2 separate regions of the Homo sapiens genome follow, and region 1 is linked to region 2. The links are chromatin loops, found by intact Hi-C in ENCODE. Cell type or tissue: ascending aorta. All regions are shown on one strand. Each heading gives the region's core, and the rest is flanking DNA. Links, peaks and the distances in the headings are about the cores only.

What was found. A loop is a pair of places that touch in the nucleus more often than their neighbours do. Peaks named below come from ENCODE experiments on the same cell type or tissue, not always from the same donor. Only the 100,000 strongest peaks of a DNase experiment are listed, where the experiment ranks them.
Region 1: it touches region 2 in a loop (2.9-fold over the local background); 1 of 110 quality-filtered maps calls a loop at or near these places.

What each region holds. Positions count from the first base shown.
Region 1 is chr17:12,464,437-12,470,404 of GRCh38, forward strand. No RefSeq gene overlaps it. Among named protein-coding and RNA genes, the nearest start is that of LINC00670, 83 kb to the right of the region's middle. In ascending aorta, for the core only: no CTCF peak of the experiment used is centred there; no DNase peak of the experiment used is centred there.
Region 2 is chr17:12,727,990-12,733,957 of GRCh38, forward strand. All of the region lies in intron 5 of MYOCD (myocardin), which reads left to right. Among named protein-coding and RNA genes, the nearest start is that of MYOCD-AS1, 25 kb to the left of the region's middle. In ascending aorta, for the core only: no CTCF peak of the experiment used is centred there; DNase peaks (open chromatin) are centred at 1,352, 3,142 and 4,422; H3K27ac peaks cover 4,358 bases.

The sequences.
Region 1 (5,968 bases), core at 662-5,661, 260 kb before region 2:
GGCTTTTATCATTTTGCTTTTTCATTAATACACACACGCTTTCGCTCATTTATTCAACGTTTATTATCTACCGTATGCAAGGCATTCTTTTGTATGGCCTTAACTAAGCCATTTAACCTCTAAGACATATATTCATTTTTTAATAGATTTTATTTGTTGGAAGAGATTTAGGTCACAGCAAAATTGGGCAGAAGATACAGAGATTTCCCATATGCTCCCTGCCCCCACACATACATAGCTTCCTCCATTACCAATATCCACCAGAGTGGTACATTTGTTAACAATTTATTGACAATTTATTAACACATAATCACCCAGAGTTCAGAGTTGACATTGGGGTTCACTCCTGGTGTTATACATTTTGTGGGTTTGGACAAGTGCATAATATGTGTCTACAATTACAGTATCACAAAGAGTAGTTTCTCTGTCCTAAAAATCCTCTGTGCTGCACCTGTTTGACATCCTCACCCAACCCTTGGCAAGCACTGATCTTTTTACTTTCTCCATAGTTTTGCCTTTTCCAGAATATCATGTGGTTGGAATCATAAAATATTTAGTCTTTTCAGACTTTTTTTTTTTGTGAGACAGAGTCTCGCTCTGTCACCCAGACTGGAGTGCAATGATGGGATCTCGGCTCACTGCAACCTCTGTCTCCTGGGTTCAAGCAATTCTCCCTGCCTCAGCCTCCCAAGTAGCTGGGATTACAGGTGCCTGCCACCACACTTGGCTAATTTTTGTATTTTTTTTTTAGTAGAGATGGGATTTTGCCATGTTGGCCAGGCTGGTCTTGAACTCCTGACCTCAGGTGATCCACCTGCTTCGGCCTCCCAAAGTGCTGGGATTACAGGCATGAGCCACTGCGCCTGGCCCAGACTGACTTGTTTCACTTAGTAATATGCATTTAAGTTTCCACCATTTATTTCCATGGCTTGATAGCTGTTTTTTGTTTTTTTTTTTTGCACCGAATAATATTCCATTGTCTGGATGTGAGGTAAAAGGTGGGACTCGACTCTAGAGGTGAGGCTCAGACTGCAGACCAGATTGAGGACTAGCTGAAATGGAGGAAGCAAAAGCACCTCTCCATAAGACATGCCCACCAGTGCCACATCAGTTTATCATTGCTATGGCAACACCCAGAAGTTACCTCCCCTTTCCATGGCAATGACTTGATTATCTGGAAGTTATGCCCCTTTTTTTTCTGGAAATTTCTGCATAATAGACCCGTTAGTTTGCATGTAATTAAAAGTTGATATAAATCTGACTGCAGAGCTGCCCTTGAGCTGCTGCTCTTGATACACCATGTAGGGAGTGGTTCCTCTCTGTAGGAGCAGTCACGGAGCTATAACACTGCCACCTTAATAAAGCTGTTTCCTTCTACCATCAGCTTGTTCTTGAATTTTTGCCTAAGTGAAGCCAAGAACCCTCCAAGGCCAAGCCCCAATTTGGGAATTGCCTGCCATGCATCAAATGTTCCGCAGTTTATTTATCTAGTCACTTACTGAAGGACATATTGGTTGCTTTCAAGTTTTTGGCAATTGTGAATAAAGCTTCTATAAACATCCATGTACAGATTTTTGTGGAGACAGTGTTTTCACCTGGGTTGATAACAAGGAGCATGATTGTTGGGTTGTATGATATGAGTGTGTTTTGTTTAGTTTTGTAAGAAACTACCAAACTGTCTTCCAAAGTGGCTGTGCCATTTTACATTCTCACTAGAAGCAGATGGGAGTTTCTGTTATTCCACATCCTCACCAGCATTTGATGCTGTCAGTGTTTTGGATTTTGGCCATTCTAATATGTGCATATTTGTGTCTCATTGTTGTTTTAATTTGCAATCCCCTGATGACATGTTATGGAGTATCTTTTCATATGCTTACTTGCCACCTGTGTATCTTCTTTGGTCAGGTGTCTGTTTAGATCTTCTGCTCATTTTTCATTCAGGTTGTTTGTTTTCTTATTGTTGAGTTTTAAGAGATCTTTGTATATTTTATATGAGTCCTTTATTGGATGTGTCTTTTGCAAATATTTTCTCCCAGTCTGTGGCTTGTCTTTTCATTCTTTTGACAGTATCTTTTGCAGAGCAGAAATTGTTATTTTTCATAAAGTTCAGCTTATCAATTCTTCCTTTCATGGATATATATTCATTTTTAAAATGGGGATAGTATTACCTGATTTACATATCTCCTAGTTCTTTGTGTGATAGGTGTGGTATGAGGGTGCTTTCTTTCTTTTTTAAGAAATGTGGTGGTGGTCCACGTCTCTGTTCCATCAAATTCTATTAGCATGGTCATATTTTAGTCACTGAAATGTGACATATTAATCCAGGTGTAAGTTTCAAGAGGCAGCATGAACTCTTTATTTTCTGTCACAGATGCTGGCAATGTTCCATGGAGTAGATACTATATATCAGCCTGAGTCCCAGAGTAGGAATATCTTGGAACACAGCCCTTGGCCCTTCTACAATGGATACATAGCATGAGCAAGAAATAAACCCTCATCACTTTAGGCCACTGAGAATTTGAGGGGTTTTGTTATCTTAGCAAAACCCAGCCTATCCTGTCTGCTACAAAGAATCAGGAAGATATGATAACTTCAGATGATGTGGAGTGCTGTGAAGTAAGGGCATGAAATTGAGCTGACAAGTGAAGTGAGCTTGGGCCCATGTTGGCTAGATGAAGATCAAAACCCTCTGTAGTGGCTCCAACTCTTGCCACAAGATGTGAAGAAAAAAGAATGAGACTGGAGTCCTCTGGGGCACTGGCTCTAGATGCTGGTGCTATCCAGTAGGTTATCTAAGTGAACAGATAATGCTGAATTTCTTGGATGGTTTACAGTCTAATTTTTAGAGCATAACATAACATGGAAGTCAACTGGAACCAGAGGAAATTTTAGTAGAAATTCTGCTTTCTTCCTTTAGATATAAAATGGTTTTCATCTCAAGGAAGGTTATTTCCATTCCAATTAAGTAAAAGCAAGGAATCATGGCCTGAAAGTAGTATATTAATTATTTAAACCTTTGAGTAATTAATTTCTGATCCCAGGTCCCAAAGAGCTCATTGTGGGGCACTGCATTTCTGAGAATGATGAGAATGAGAAGGGAGAGCATATTTATTAAGCATATATTATGTACTAACTTTCATTCTAGGTTTTTACATGTATTGTCTCTTGCGTCTTGATATCAGAACTCTGAGTCTTAGGAAAACAAGATGCAAAGCAGTTAAACACTTGCTAAAAACTTTATCTAGTAAATGACAGAGGAGGATTCAAACCCAGGTCTAGGTGAACTCTAATTCTTCAGCTTTTTGCAGTATCCACTTCTCCTACTCCGTAAGTTGTTACTTAGGTCTAAAAAGTGAAGAAATTGAAATAGAAATTAGATCTACAGAGGCCCAGAGGAATGAATTATTACTTGAAGTTTTAAATAATTAATATACCACTTTTCTGAGCACTTTAAAAATTCTGAATCTAGGGGGTAGAGTTTGCTTCCCTGAAACCGAATGTTGGGCCTTGAAACAGTCCTCCAGCACGTTGCAGAGAAGCTACTGGCAAACTGAAGTGTGAGAATGAGGATGACAAATATGTGCATGGCTTTATGGTGGCTTTGCTGCAGGGTGCAAAGTTATCTTCTGTGACCTCTTTGGACCACACTGGATGATGAACACCCAAGCAAAGGTAAAACTGGCTCTCCTACTTGTCGGGCGACTATGTGTAATGGTGTTATTCAACAAAAAAGAGACTAGACTAAACTGCACTCACTCATCAGGATAATCATACAAACTTCTGCTAGACTTCTTGGACAATATGCCAGCAAGCATTCTTTGGGGTCAGGTTTGTTCAACAAAGTGTTGCCTGATTTAAAAAATAATAATAATAAAAGTAAGAGGGGAAAAAAAGGCCCTGCTGATAGTAAATTCATGTCTTAGGCCAATAAACACATTTGTTAACGTAAAATAACAACAATAAGGCAGACTCATAAGGCTAGAGCCTCTGAGTGGCCTTGTAACTTCTCAGTAATTGTGTAAAGGCTCATCAGTTCAGCTGAGGGCTGAGATAGAAACCAACAATCGCAAACACAAACCTCTTGGAAGAGCTTAAAGATTTAGCAATGGAACATCTCCAATTTTCCATCTTTTATTTAACTCCTTTGAACTCCCACTAATTTCCAGGCAACACTTGGAATTCCATTTTTAGCTTTGCCTTTTGAATTATTATTTTTTTCCCCTTGGTGTGGTGCAAATCTGCGTAGGAAGATGGTCTTTCTGTTTCATCAATTTTTTTTTCTTGATTGTTGAGGAATGTTCATTGCCAGAATGATTTAAAAATAGAGACTAATTTGAAGAAGAAAATAAAAGTGATCTGTAATCCCACCATTCAGAGACAAGCGCTATTAAGGTTTTGGTATATTTCCAGCTGGGAATTTTTTTTTTTTTCTAAATGTGTGTGTACTTTTTTTTTTTTTTTTAAACGTGACTGACAATATGCTACTTAGAGAGTTTCTTGTGGAGGAGGAAGTCAGGAGCACAGGCTTTGTGTCGCTTGGGCCTGCGTGCAGAGCCTGGCTCTGTCACTTAGTGACTTGTGGGACACAGGACAAGCCATAAGGATCTGTTAGCTCAATAGTGTCTTGACTACTAATTGCTTATAGGTATATTGAAGGGTAAATGATAAAATAAATGTAAAGCCTTTAAAAAAGGTCGCTGGAATTTACTGAACACTGAATAAATGTTAGCTATTACCATCATTTCATTTTTGCCCTTAATGGCCTGTTATGAAACTTTCCCATTAAAGCTTTTTTTCACAATCATGATTTTTTTTTCTTTCTTTGAGACAGAGTCTCCCTCTTTCGCCCAGGCTGGAGTGTAGTGACGCGATCTCGGCTCACTGCAACCTCCGCCTCCTGGGTTCAAGCAATTCTCTGCCTCAGCCTCCCGAGTAGCTGGGATTACAGGCAACTGCCACCATGCCCGGCTAATTTTTGTATTTTTAGTAGAGACAGGGTTTCACTATCTTGGCCAGGCTGGTCTCGAACTCCTGACCTCGTGATCCACCTGCCTCGGCCTCCCAAAGTGCTGGGATTACAGGTGTGAGCCACTGTGCCTGGCCCTGCAATCATGATTTTTAATGGCTGCATTAAATTATATTTTGTAGATATACTAGAAGTTAATTATTCGTCTCTTATTGAATATATATATTTGGCTTCTGTATATCATGTTGCAATGAAGATCTTAATAGACCAATCTTACTTTGGTGTACTATTTCTTATGTTCCTAAGATTGTTTCTTGTGAGTGGAATAACAGGGTAAGAAGAGTGTTACCATTTCAAAGTTCTTAATACATATGGAAAAGTTGTACTTATTTGCATTCTCACCAGGACTGTGTTAGCAGGTTCACATTCACTGTGAGGGTCAACCTTGAGTATTTTCACGCAACCCTATTAATATTTTTACCTTAAACTCCAGACTACATGTTAAATAACCTTTGCATTTTGTACATTTTTATCGTTTTAAAGGAGGTTGTATTTAATTTGCAATTACATTTATTTAGTTAAATTTTGAAATCACATTTATTTGGGTGAATCATTGCTTTTGACAGACAACATCCAATCTTTTGTACTCTGATTTTACCAATGTCTTAGTTTGGTTTTGCTGCTGTTAAAAAAAAAAATACCCGAGACTGGATAATTTATAAAGAACATAAATTTATTACTCACAGTTTTGGAGGCTGGGAACTTCAAGGTCAAGGTGCCAGCAGGTTTGGTGTCTTGTGAGGACACCTCTCTGCTTCCAGGATGGCGCCTCGTTCTGTCTCCTGCAGAGGGGATGAACGCTGTGTCCTCATATGGACTCACCACTTCAAGACCTTTTATAAGATGCTAATCCCATCCATGAGGGCAGAGCCCTCGAGCCTTAATCGCTTCCTTAAGGCCCCACCTCTTACTACTCTAACATTGGTGATCAAGTTTCAATTC
Region 2 (5,968 bases), core at 552-5,551:
TTGGTCCTCCTCGGGGCTGTATCTGAGAGCATGCACCTCATTGCCTATTTCGCCTTCGTAGAAAACCGCTTATCAGGCCAGAACACTGAATACCAAAAGCATTGTGTTACATGAAAGCGATGATTCATGAGAACAGAAATGATATCCTGGAGTTTAGCATGGTCTTGCTCAGTTTATGAGTGGTAATTATTACTGAAATATCCCTCTGTGTTGAGACCCCTACAGGCTTACTTCTAGCTTGTTAATTCTCTCGCTGGTCATCAGAGCATTTTCTTCACTTAACGTGAACATCCCTTAGCTCCCACGAAAGTCGTATATTGTCCAGATGTCTGACTCCTGGCTTGAGTAAAACAGAACCCAGGCTGGCCTTCCCAGCTTTACCAACAGTAGAAGGGCCCAGGTTTTCAGCTCCAAAAGACAAGCATCTTCTCCTAAAGTGTTCTCACCTTTTCATGGGACTGGGCCAGTCTTCCCACCTGAGTCAGGTTTTTTTGTTGTTGTTTTTTTAAGACAGAGTTTCGCTCTTGTTGCCCAGGCTGGAGTGCAATGGCATGATTTCAGCTCACCGCAACCTCTGTCTCCCGGGTTCAAGTGATTCTCCTGCCTCAGCCTCCCAAGTAGCTGGAATTACAGGCATCCACCACCATGCCCAGCTAATTTTGTATTTTTAGTAGAGATGGGGTTTCTCCACATTGGTCAGGCTTGTCTCGAACTCCCCACCTCAGGTGATCCACCCGCCTTGGCCTCCCAAAGTGCTGAGATTACAGGCGTGAGCCACCGTGCCCAGCCAGTCTTTTTAAAAAAAGAACCCGTGATTTAGAATATATAGCCCCATTGTCAAACCTAAATTTGTTCTTTTTATCACCATGACCGTTTCATGTAGAAAGCAATAATTCAGCCCCTCCGGGGCTGGTCCAGAAGTCACCCATTTCTATCATTTACATTTATAAAAGATCCTGTGCTAGTCACTGCTCACCAATGTGCCCCACGCTTAGACTTCATAACAAAACCCTCCTATTCACTAAGAATCTAGTCATTCTTCAGAGACACCAAAAGTCTTCACCCTCTCTGATCGTTCATTTTGAAGGCAGCTAGATAATAACCATGGCCCTGAGTGAGATGGTAGGGCTGTTTGCTTTGGCATAAAAAAGAACATTTTGCTTTGGCATAACTTTCTCATGAACAAAATCTATCATTCCATCATGAGAAATAATTTCCAAAGAGTAAACCACCCTTGGGGTAAAGAAACACACTGAGGCATACGTGACAAATACTTTGCTGAGGATGGTTCTGGGAAAGAGTTGGGCAAGAGAATCAGGGAGCTGGGAGTGTTGGAGCGTGTGGGAGTGGCGGGAGGAAAGGGTGAGCGCTGAGAGAGAAAGGAAGTGCCTGGAGTCTGCCTCTGCCGCCCTGTGAAGTAAGGGCTTTGCCTCTGTGGAAGCCATCTCAGGCATCATTGAGAGGTGGGCAGGGCATGCCCAGGTGGGAGCTGAAGTTGGAGAGAGGCCTCTAGAAATCTGAGGGCAGCTTGAGGCTCTGGGAGGGGCTGAGGAGCATCCTGTCAAAGAGAAAAGGGAGACAGGATAAAGCACTTTTTTTTTTTTGAGATGGAGTTTTTGCTCTTGTCGCCCAGGCTGGAGTGCAATGGCGCGATCTCTGCTCACTGCAACCTCCCAGGTTCAAACAATTCTCCTGCCTCAGCCTTCCAAGTAGCTGGGATTACAGGTGCGTGGCACCACACCTGGCTAATTTTTGTATTTTTAGTAGAGATGGGGTTTCACCATGTTGGCAAGGCTGATCTCGAACTCCTGACCTCGTGATCTGCCCGCCTTGCCTAATGTTATTTTTCATCCCTAGAGGATTCACCTCAAGAGCAACGCAGGGCAGGTATTTACACAGGTTAACTGCTTTTCCTGACTTGTGTGGCCCTAGGATCAGGTGTATCAAAAGACATGAAGATCATCCTGGGCAGCATAGTGACACCTCATCTTTACAAAAAAATTTAAAATTAGCCAGGCATACTGGTGCATGCCTGTAGTCCTAGTTACTCGGGAGGCTGAGGCAGGAGGATCACTTGAACCCAGGAGTTTGAGGCTGCAGTAAGCTATGATCAAACCACTGCACACCAGCCTGGGTGACAGAGTGAGACCCTATCTCTCAAAAAAAGGAAAAAAAAGGCCAGGCGTGGTGGCTCATGCCTGCAATCCCAGCACTTTGGGAGGCTGAGCGGTGGTGGATCACCTGGGATCAGAAGTTCGAGACCAACCTGACCAACGTGGAGAAACCCCATCTCTACTAAAAATACAAAATTAGCTGGGCATGGTGACAGGCATCTGTAATCCCAGCTACTTGGGAGGCTGAGGCAGGAGAATCGCTTGAACCTGGGAGGTGGAAGTTGCAGTGAGCCAAGATCGCGTCACTGCACTCCAGCTTGGGCGATGAGCGAAACTCCATCTCAAAAAAAAAAAAAAAAAGACATAAGGCAAATTTCTAAAGTGCCAGGGATCTGAGTAAAAAAAATTAGTCATTCCAACATCTACCTATTATGCCATTTCCATAATAAAAGCATCTGATCGCTTTCCAGAGCAGTGAGTTCTGACTTTGGTTAGATAGTCCAATCAGTCTGTAGACTATGACATGCTAAATCTATGCAAATGTCTTTAGGCAACAGCTACACTGAAACTATAGCTACCTTTCTGTGTACGACTTTCTCCCTTAGGACACAAATTTTGCTTCAGTCTCTTCCAGGATGTCAGGAGGTAGTCTGTCCATGATTTAAAATAGCTTCTATTGCAGTGGACCGGGCCAGCTCACAGGTTGATAAGGAAGGAGGCGCATTTTCATATTCTACTTCATGGTTTCCTGCCCTTGGTGTGGGTCTTCACAGAAAGGTAACTAGGATTCCAATTATCTTGCTTTAATCTTGGCATTTTAAATGTTTATGCAAAGAAAGTACAGCTGACTCATTCATCTGATCACTTCCAAGAGGGAGAGGAGAGGCTCCGAGTCACCAGCCCAAGATCCCCAAGGGGCCAGTGCCCAGAGCCAGTCCTGCGAGCATAGCCAGAGGATGATGTCAGGGCTTCCCAAAGCAGGTCCTTGTCATCACAGCCCCGACGCGTCTGCAGGGACAATAGCCAGCACACCGCTCTCCATCAGCTCCCAGCCAGCCTCATGCTGGGGAAGATTGGAGCGGAGGCCCAGGGTCACACCACGGAGCCAGGAGACTTGGTCATTCCAGAGGCAGTCAGATAAGGTGACCTTTGTCCCTCTCTGCATGGGCTTGGCTTGAACCAGGAAGGAGAGGGAGTGGCATGCCAGCCTTTCCACCCACACTCCTCCTACTCTGAGGAAGGGCCGCCTTTGCTTTCCCAGAAGGAACCTCTCAGGACCAACCAGTTTTTCTGGTTCTGGAGTTGTGCTGACCTTTGCAAAGCTGACCAGAGGATAAACTGCCTCCCGGGTGGTCTGTTTATTTTTGATGATGTTAAACTTGAGACAAACAGATGCTCCTACCAAAAACAATAGCAACAATAGCAACAATAACAGCAAGAAATTATTAATCACTTACACGTCAGGAACTGGGCCCAGTGCTTTCCATATGTTATTACCTAATCCTCGAAACCCTGAAAGCTAGCTATTATGATGATGATTCCCATTTTATAGATGGGGAAACTGAGGCTCAGAGAGGTCAAATAACTTGCCAACTGTCACGCTATCCCTGAACTGGTAGAACCAAAAAGCAAACTCAAATGCGTCTGACTCCAGAACCCAGGGCCTTGTGGGCCACACCGAACACCACAGGAGGTGTTCATGCCAAAAGGAAGCCACTGCTATGTACTTACAGGAGCCCCTCCACTGTTAAGGTTTTTCCCATCAACAGCGACGAGCTAAGTCTATAGCTGTGTCTGGGCTCCCTGCCCTTTCCCTCATCTTCTGCCCTGGCAGTGGCAAATCTAAACCAGTCACTTGTAGCCCTGAAAGAGTGGTGATTGACAGGGGCCCCCATGGTGAGATCTTGTGGCCTGGACAGCGACCAGTGGTCCTCAGTGCAGCTGTCAGTATGTTCTAACTTGGCACATTGTGCTTTTTAGATACCGGAGAGGAGTCATATTTGGGGCCTTGGCACTCATCCTGGTTGTTTACGCAGGTGTAAACCCGTACGCGGGATGTAGTTCCATGCACTCATGGTTTCCTCATTTCATTGACTTAAGCAAGGGAGACTCCTACAAGCAATGTCTCTCCAGGGGTTGGCTCCTAAAATAGCCCTCTCCCCTGGCTGAAAGCACTTCTTTGTCATCCTCCCCAACCCAAGCATGCTAATGGCCACTCTATCATTTCTCGTCCACACGCCCCATCCTTTCATTGTCAGACGCGCCCCTCTCCCTTTCTGCTGTCCTGTCCACCGCTGACAGTCACTTCAGGCTCCATTCAATCCCACCTCCTCCGGGAGGCTTCTTGGACAACTTCGCATCGCTGTCTCCTCTCTGTAACCACCACCAGCACTCACCAGGCAGTCTGGCCCGTGACAGATTCTCTGATTGTGTCCCATCCAGATACAAGGATCTCCTTTCTCATGGTTTTCTGTCTCTTCTCTTAGCCATATCTTATCTGATCACACCTCAGCTTGTCTCTGCTCCTCTTAAAATGGGAAGGCTGGAGTTAAACGCAACAATTTAGGAATGCTCCGTCCAGCCCTGGGGAAAGGGGGATTGATTACCTACACCTTTATTCCAGATACTCAACTTCTAGACTTTTCGACATCATTCTTGTGCTTCGACCTGGGGTCACCAAATGCCAGGTGTCAGAGTGGAAAGGGCTGATTCACTGGTAGTAACTTCAGGGCTGCAACAATCTTTCCACCCCTTTACTGAGGCAAGTCCGAATTAAATTCATCGGGACTCTCCCTTCCCAGAATCTCCTGCCTTCTTTGTTCCTCAAAAGCAAGATGTCACAGTCAGTCCCTCAGATCTCAAAAATTCAGCTATTTTGTGGAATTCTGGAGACAGCCTTAGCATATGACCTATGTATACGAAGTAGGCTGGGCGCGGTGGCTCACGCCTATAATCCCAGCACTTTGGGAGGCTACAGCAGGTGGATCACGAGGTCAGGAGATCGAAACCATCCTGGCTAACACAGTGAAACCCTGTCTCTACTAAAAATACAAAAAATTAGCCAGATGTGGTGGCAGGTGCCTGTAGGACCAGCTACTTGGGAGGTTGAGACAGGAGAATTACTTGAACCCGGGAGGTGGAGGTTGCAGTGAGTCGAGATTGTGCCACTGCACTCCAGCCTGGGCAACAGAGCAAGACTCCATCTCAAAAAAAAAAAAACAACCAAATAGTAGAGATGTTGGTCATTTTCTGTGTTACCCCTGCCCTACCTATCCCCCAATCAACCAAGCAGGTTGATGATGTACCATAAACCATACAATGGCTTCACCTGCTGACTTCCAGGAAAGATGACTAATTCTGCCACCCCCTCTACCAGGTGAGTCTGAGATTCCAACGGCTGATACTGTGGTCCTAGTTCAGTCTCAAAATAACTGGGTAGACCTGACCTTACAATGTGTTCATTTATTAAAAAGAAATGAGAAGGCTGGGTGCAGTGGCTCACGCCTGTAATCCCAGCACTTTGGGAGGCCGAGGTGTGTGGATCACCTGAGGTCAGGAGTTCAAGACCAGCCTGGCTAACATGGTGAAACCCTGTCTCCACAAAAATACAAAAATTAGCTGGGCATGGTGGCGCATGCCTGTAGTCCCAGCTACTTGGGAGGCTGAGGCCAGAGAATCACTTAAACCTCGGAGGGGGAGTTTCAGTGAGTTGAGATCATGTCACTGCACTCCAGCCTGGGTGACAGAGCAAGACTCCGTCTCAAAAAAAAGAAAAAAGAAAAAAAGAAAGAAATGAGAAAATGTGCCCCCTTCCTGAACTATTATGAAGTCTAACAAAGTTAGCTGTTTTTGCT